2 separate regions of the Homo sapiens genome follow, and region 2 is linked to region 1. A link is an interaction called in ENCODE POLR2A ChIA-PET data of the cell type or tissue named here. Cell type or tissue: Panc1. All regions are shown on one strand. Each heading gives the region's core, and the rest is flanking DNA. Links, peaks and the distances in the headings are about the cores only. Region 1 has its middle 19 kb from the start of NKX6-2. Region 2 overlaps INPP5A (inositol polyphosphate-5-phosphatase A).

What was found. ChIA-PET counts read pairs that join two places held together with the same protein. Peaks named below come from ENCODE experiments on the same cell type or tissue, not always from the same donor. Only the 100,000 strongest peaks of a DNase experiment are listed, where the experiment ranks them.
Region 2: POLR2A ChIA-PET joins it to region 1 with 5 read pairs; 4 of 35 experiments call an interaction of 5 or more read pairs at or near these places.

The regions. Positions count from the first base shown.
Region 1 is chr10:132,803,415-132,806,324 of GRCh38, reverse strand. No RefSeq gene overlaps it. Among named protein-coding and RNA genes, the nearest start is that of NKX6-2, 19 kb to the right of the region's middle. RefSeq lists an enhancer at 529-1,030. In Panc1, for the core only: no CTCF peak of the experiment used is centred there; no DNase peak of the experiment used is centred there.
Region 2 is chr10:132,665,823-132,668,732 of GRCh38, reverse strand. All of the region lies in intron 4 of INPP5A (inositol polyphosphate-5-phosphatase A), which reads right to left. Among named protein-coding and RNA genes, the nearest start is that of NKX6-2, 120 kb to the left of the region's middle. RefSeq lists an enhancer at 1,774-2,910. In Panc1, for the core only: no CTCF peak of the experiment used is centred there; DNase peaks (open chromatin) are centred at 736, 1,194, 1,573 and 2,512; H3K4me3 peaks cover 2,370 bases; H3K27ac peaks cover 2,500 bases.

The DNA.
Region 1 (2,910 bases), core at 292-2,791:
ACCCAAACAACAAGAATAAAAGCTTCTGGAAATATTTCATCCACACAGCACCACATTTTTTACCCTACGCTGTGTCCACACATGTGAGAAATATTAAACGGTGAGTGCCGTTCCATGCATCACAGGCTTTAAAATAACTTTCTGAATTATGTCCCGGCAACATAACAAATCACATTATCAATTAGCTTCCATAACAGAAGTGGCATTCTGTAATATATTCAAGCATAAAAAAATTGCATAGGTGAAATTTATGTAACCCTAAAAACTATAAGGCAAGAGCAGATGCCTTGGAATTTATTGGAGATAATGGGGGACAGAGGGTGGTCTCGCGGTGCTTGGCCCTCAGCCTGCAAGTCCCGAGCGCAGAAACCATGCAGGTCGGTGGGGGACGGGACTTCCAGGAGACGCTCCCCCGGCCAGCGGGTCCCCAGCCCGGGCCTCTCGGATGTCAGAGGGCCCCTGGGACCAGGGGAGGCAGGGACGCTCCTGCACTGCTGTCCCCGCTTGGGTAGTGACAGGGTCAGCCCAAGCCCCAGGCCACACACTCAGCAGCCCCGTCTTCTCCCCAGAAAGCAGCTGGAAACCTGGCCTGGGCCTTCGGGGGAGCATGAGGTGAGGCTTGCTGTGCCCCGGCTGGGGGCTGCCCCCCAGCTTCCTGACTGCGTGCTGGGGGAGGTGACTTCCCTCCAGCCCCGGCGCTTCCCTCCCACGAGGCCTCGTCCTGCTCGGGTCCCAGGTGGTGGAGGGGCACCCCCAACAAGCTGTCCAATCTGGTGCCCTCAGTTCTTCCACCATCTAAAAATGTCCATTTATTAGTTTACAGATTGAAAATTTTTACACATTTAGAATGAGGGTTTTTCACCCAAAGCCACACCAGACAGCAATGTTTAGGGATCCTTTCTGGCTCCCATCAGCCTCCGTTCCTGCATGGCGAAGCTCGTGCTGTGTCTCCAGTAACTTTCCCAGCTTCCCCATTTGGAGGTGGTCACGTCCAAGTCCCGTTTAAAGCTCCCCTTACCCTGCGACAGGCACCTGGCAAGGACCCTCTAAAGAGTGTGAGTTCCCGGCAGCCCGGGCTCTGGAACGCAGCCTCAGCCCCTCACTGCACCGGTGGAGGTGGCCTCTCTGGACAGGGTGGGGCGACAGGGCCCCATCAGGTCTGGGCCACAGCAGAGTGGGCTGGGGGGGCCTGGGCACAGCCAATGCCCCCCGTCCCATACTCACTGGGGTCACACACATGTGGCCTGGAAGGTAGGTCCCCAAAGTTCCCACCCAAAAGGCTGTGGGAAGGTCAAAGGGCGTGGCCAGCACCCTGCAGTCGTCCCTCTTGTAATCCCCAGGTGCACCTCGCAGCCCCTGTAGGCCCCTACCCCGCCCCCGCCTCTCCCTTCTTTGGCAGCTCAGCCCCTCCCCTGCAGCCTGAGGGCCCGGCCTGGGTACCCTCGGGATGTCCCTTGAGCCACGCCCTGGCCGTCCTCTCTGGAAACACAGGGGCTCTGGGCCGCCACTCACAGGCACAGCCAAGAGGCCTTTCAGACGGATTTGGATGAAGGAATTAGGCGGGTTAATAAAACTAAAATGTTCACAGACGCTTGTATATAAATTTCTAGTAAGTTGCCTCATCCAACACTGGTCTCTCTAATAGTTTAATTTCTGTGTTAAATAATTAAAACTCTATCTCCAATTGCTGTGAACAATTGTTTTCCTTAATGATCTTCCCAGAGGAGCCAGTAATTTTATATCTTGTAAAAATGATTAAATGGCATCATTATCCCATATCTCTGAAATATAACTCAGCAACTTCAGGAGAGGCCATTCGTATTCAATTAATGCCCCCTTGCGCGAGACGTGGGTGTCACCTCACGCCAGCCTCACCCGGCTGTCCTCGTTTTATGATGACAATGATGAAGATGGAAACAACCAGTTTAATTATCCCATTTCCAACACAGAAATCAATTTCCAATACGTCTTCACCCGTAAGAAAAAAAGGCAGCCGTGGTTCCTGGGAAGGGCAAGTGGAGCGAGAGCCCTGTGAGGGGACAGGGCCGAGGGGACAGGGCCGAGGGGACAGGGCCGTGGGGACAGGGCCGAGGGGACAGGGACGTGGGGACAGGGACGTGGGGACAGGGCCGAGGGGACAGGGCCGTGGGGACAGGGCCGAGGGGACAGGGACGTGGGGACAGGGCCGAGGGGATGGGGCCGAGGGGACGGGGCCATGGGGACGGGGCCGAGGGGACCCGGCCAAGGGGGTGGACCTGAGGCCCTGGGGCCGCTCAGTTGCCCATCCCCCTCCCGGCTCCTTTCCCAAGCACAGGGCTGGGCCCTGGGAGCTCCCTGCCCCTCCTTGCTGAGCTCAGGGCTCTGCACCCTCCGAGGGGCCTGGATCCCCCACCTCTGTCCTGTTCCCAGGGGTTACCCTCCCCTGCCCCTCTCCCACACCTCCCTCTGGCCCCACAGTCTCTCCAGCTGGGCTCCAAGGGGCTGGGACGTGGGTTCCTGGGATGACCCCGCATGCTGGGCCGACACGCTGACCCCCATCGGCCCGTCCTGCTGTCCTGGAGTGGCTTTAGCATGGCGCGGAGCAGCTCCCGCTGTTAGGGTGACTCGAGGGACACGCCTGGCTACTCATCACCGTGCTAGTGGCCAAGATAATCTAATTGTTTGACATTTTTATCACAATTCATTGGGACCGGAGCGAGATGGCTAGATTGACACCCCGTGCAGTCGGCTAATGGCCACACAATTATGAAGAGCTCTTAAATGTTCTTATTACGGATTTTAATTCTTTGTGACAAGAGGCAAGAGATGCGTTAAGATAATGGGGACGCAGCTGAGCTCCGCCTGCTGCAGACCTGCCTGTCTTTCTGGCCCTGCCCTGAGTCCAGCCTGGCTAGGGTTGGGGTGCTGGAG
Region 2 (2,910 bases), core at 241-2,740, 140 kb after region 1:
TTTTAAATCCTACGGAAGAGAATAAAAACATCAGGAGGAATGATAAGCCCTTCTAATGCTCCCTGTGCAAATTCATGTTTAATTTGAGGAGAAATATCAACATTTTTTCATTTCCCTGATCATGCTTTAATTAAATCTCTAGCCCACTGTTTAAAATAAAGCCATTATGGATAGTGATCAAGAATTTCATCACTCCCTACTGAACTATAAAATCAATCACTTAACTTTTTATTATATAACCTCTGAAAAGTGAAACAGTTTGAGGTTACAGGATTTGAAGTGCTCTGATTTTCGCCAAAAGAAGTCCGTCAAATGTGCTTCTGAGAAACTCATGTTCTGCTTCATTTCCATATTTTTTCCATGGCAGCATCAATAAGTTACAGGGCGTCACTTTGCCCCCTAACCACCAACAGAAAGCCTCAACTGAAAGGAGGCCGAGGCCATCAGCCCATGGCAGGAACGTGAGGCTCTCGTGTCATTTCACCTAAGAAAGGATCAGTGACACCTGAGCCTGGGATCTGCCACTGGAATTTTCAAAAGTCAAGTGTGGGGCTGGGCTGCAGGAGCCCATTAGTCCCTCACCACCACACCAACCCTGCAAGGCCGGCAGACTCCAGTACACTCAAAAAACTGAATAACTTTGTTTAATGTTGCCTAGAAATAAGGAAAAATAACAAATACTTGTAAAAGTTACACTTGAAAGATCTCCACTCCAACTTATGTTCAATGTACTTAGCAAAAAGGTCAAAGCTCCGGAATTTGCTGGATAAATAAATGTTGGTGAGGCGGATGAATCACTGGAGAATTGGTGCATGGCGGCGAATGAATAACCTGCAAATGCCTCCCAAACCCCATTATTTCCCCTTTTCCAAGAGCCCAAGATTCATGTCCCCGCATGCCGCCAGTTCATTACCGAGAAATATCATCCCTCTTCCGGCTCGCGCCGGGCAGCGCACACGGCCCCCTGAGGACCCTTTAATGTTTAATTCCCCATCATCTGCTCCACTGAACAGCTTAATCTCTGCTTGTATGATCAATACTATATCAGTGTAAATTAAAATGACAATTTTAAAGTAATTAAGCCTGTTAATGCTCGATTCAAATGTCATTATTTGCACAAGGGATTGAGGAGAAATTACATCGTGTCCGGGGTGACAGGAAGCTGTCTGGGCCTCTTCAGCCCCGCTGTGCAGGGCCACTGGAGGCTTCAGCAAAGCAGATTAACTTCTGCCTCGCCCTGCCAGCATGCCTATCCAATTTCTAAAGAGGATAACGCAATTTGATAAATTTAATTCCAGCTACAAACTCAATTATTGTGATAATAGATGAAAACTGGGAGGAGCCTCTGCACAAGGCCCACAGTTTTAAAAACACACTTAACTCCAGAACGAGCTTCAACAGTAATGGCTTGATTTGATTTGTTCTCTCTCTTTTGAAGCCCCTTTAAATAATTATGATGGTTGGAAGAACAGCCGACATTTATTAAACAGCCGAGCTCCAACCAAAAGGGGCTGCGGCTTAGACAATCCAGGTCATACTGGAAACGTCTGCTGTCCTGAGCTTGTACAGCAGCATTTATTAGACAAGCACATCATTACATTATTGGATCTCATAAATAGATATATAAAACTCAGCCAGCCTCAGATGAAACCTCCCTCTTGCTCAACACTGGCGGGTCTGCCCCAGCTTGGAAAGCGGCATCCAGCAGGACCCTGCCATTTTTTTGTCCCAGGTGGCAGAGGGGGTTGGGGGTGAGAGGAATTAATGAAAATAACTTTTTTAAAAACCACCTTTACCCTCCTATGATTCCCAGCACACTCAGTACACATTATGACTCAAGTTATCTCCAACGAGCTCTCAATGCACAGATATCTTTCTCTACCCGAGTCCACTTACGGATGAGGTGGGTGGGTAGCCTGCCGAGAAGGTCTGCACAGCACACGCTGGGGGCCGCTTTAAGGGGACAGCTGCAATTGCTGGACTTCATCCATTAGGTCAGCAATAAAAATTGACAACCAAACATTAATTTCAAGATGAAGAGCACAGTGTAACAATTTCCGTTTGAAAGATGTTTCGGCTCGGTGTGGGCCATCCTTCAGGGTTTTCCCAGACAATTCCAGATGCTGCTGCACTCCAGAAGGAAAGAGAGCCCCACTGCAAAGTCGGCAGCCTCGGGATGGTGCGCCACGGGGCCAGCGGTTTTGGGTGATCCGACAGGGGTTTTTTTGTGGCTGTTTTCAAACCCAGTGATGTATACTTTAATACTTTAACTGTCTAAATTCCACCTTTTCCATACAGGAGGGAGCTGTACAGCTGGTGTCTCTTCACTGCATGCTTGAAAGGCCCTTATCCGTTACCTCCCTACTGCCTACGATGACTTCACAGTTCCTCAAGTTTCCCCCAGCCAGCAGAAATCAGATTTAAAACCAGTGAAAACATGGAATAATGTGTTCAAATGGCTCTCCCTTTCTGTCGGTTTAAACATAAATATCCCTGACTATGAATTACTCCCCCAAGTTCCTAGATGAATCATAGTGAGGAAGTAATGATGCATTATAACAGTCACGACATGGGAGGAAGCGCTGAGTAAAGGCCAGGCACACAGTGACTCAGTTTTAAGGCAAACCTGGTAAAGGACTAATGTGGTTATATCATTCTTCTCTTTTTTTTTTTTTTTTGAGACAGGATCTTGCTCTGTTGCCCAGGCTGCAGTGCAGTGGTGTGATCTTGGCTCACTGCTACCTCCACCTCCCAGGCTCACACGATCCTCCAGCCTCAGCCTCCCAAGTAGCTGCGACTACAGGTGCACGCCATTGCAGCTGGCTAATTTTTGTATTTTCAGTAGAGATGGGGTTTCCCCATGTTGGCCAGGCTGGTCTTGAACTCCTAAGCTCAAGCAATTCACCTGCC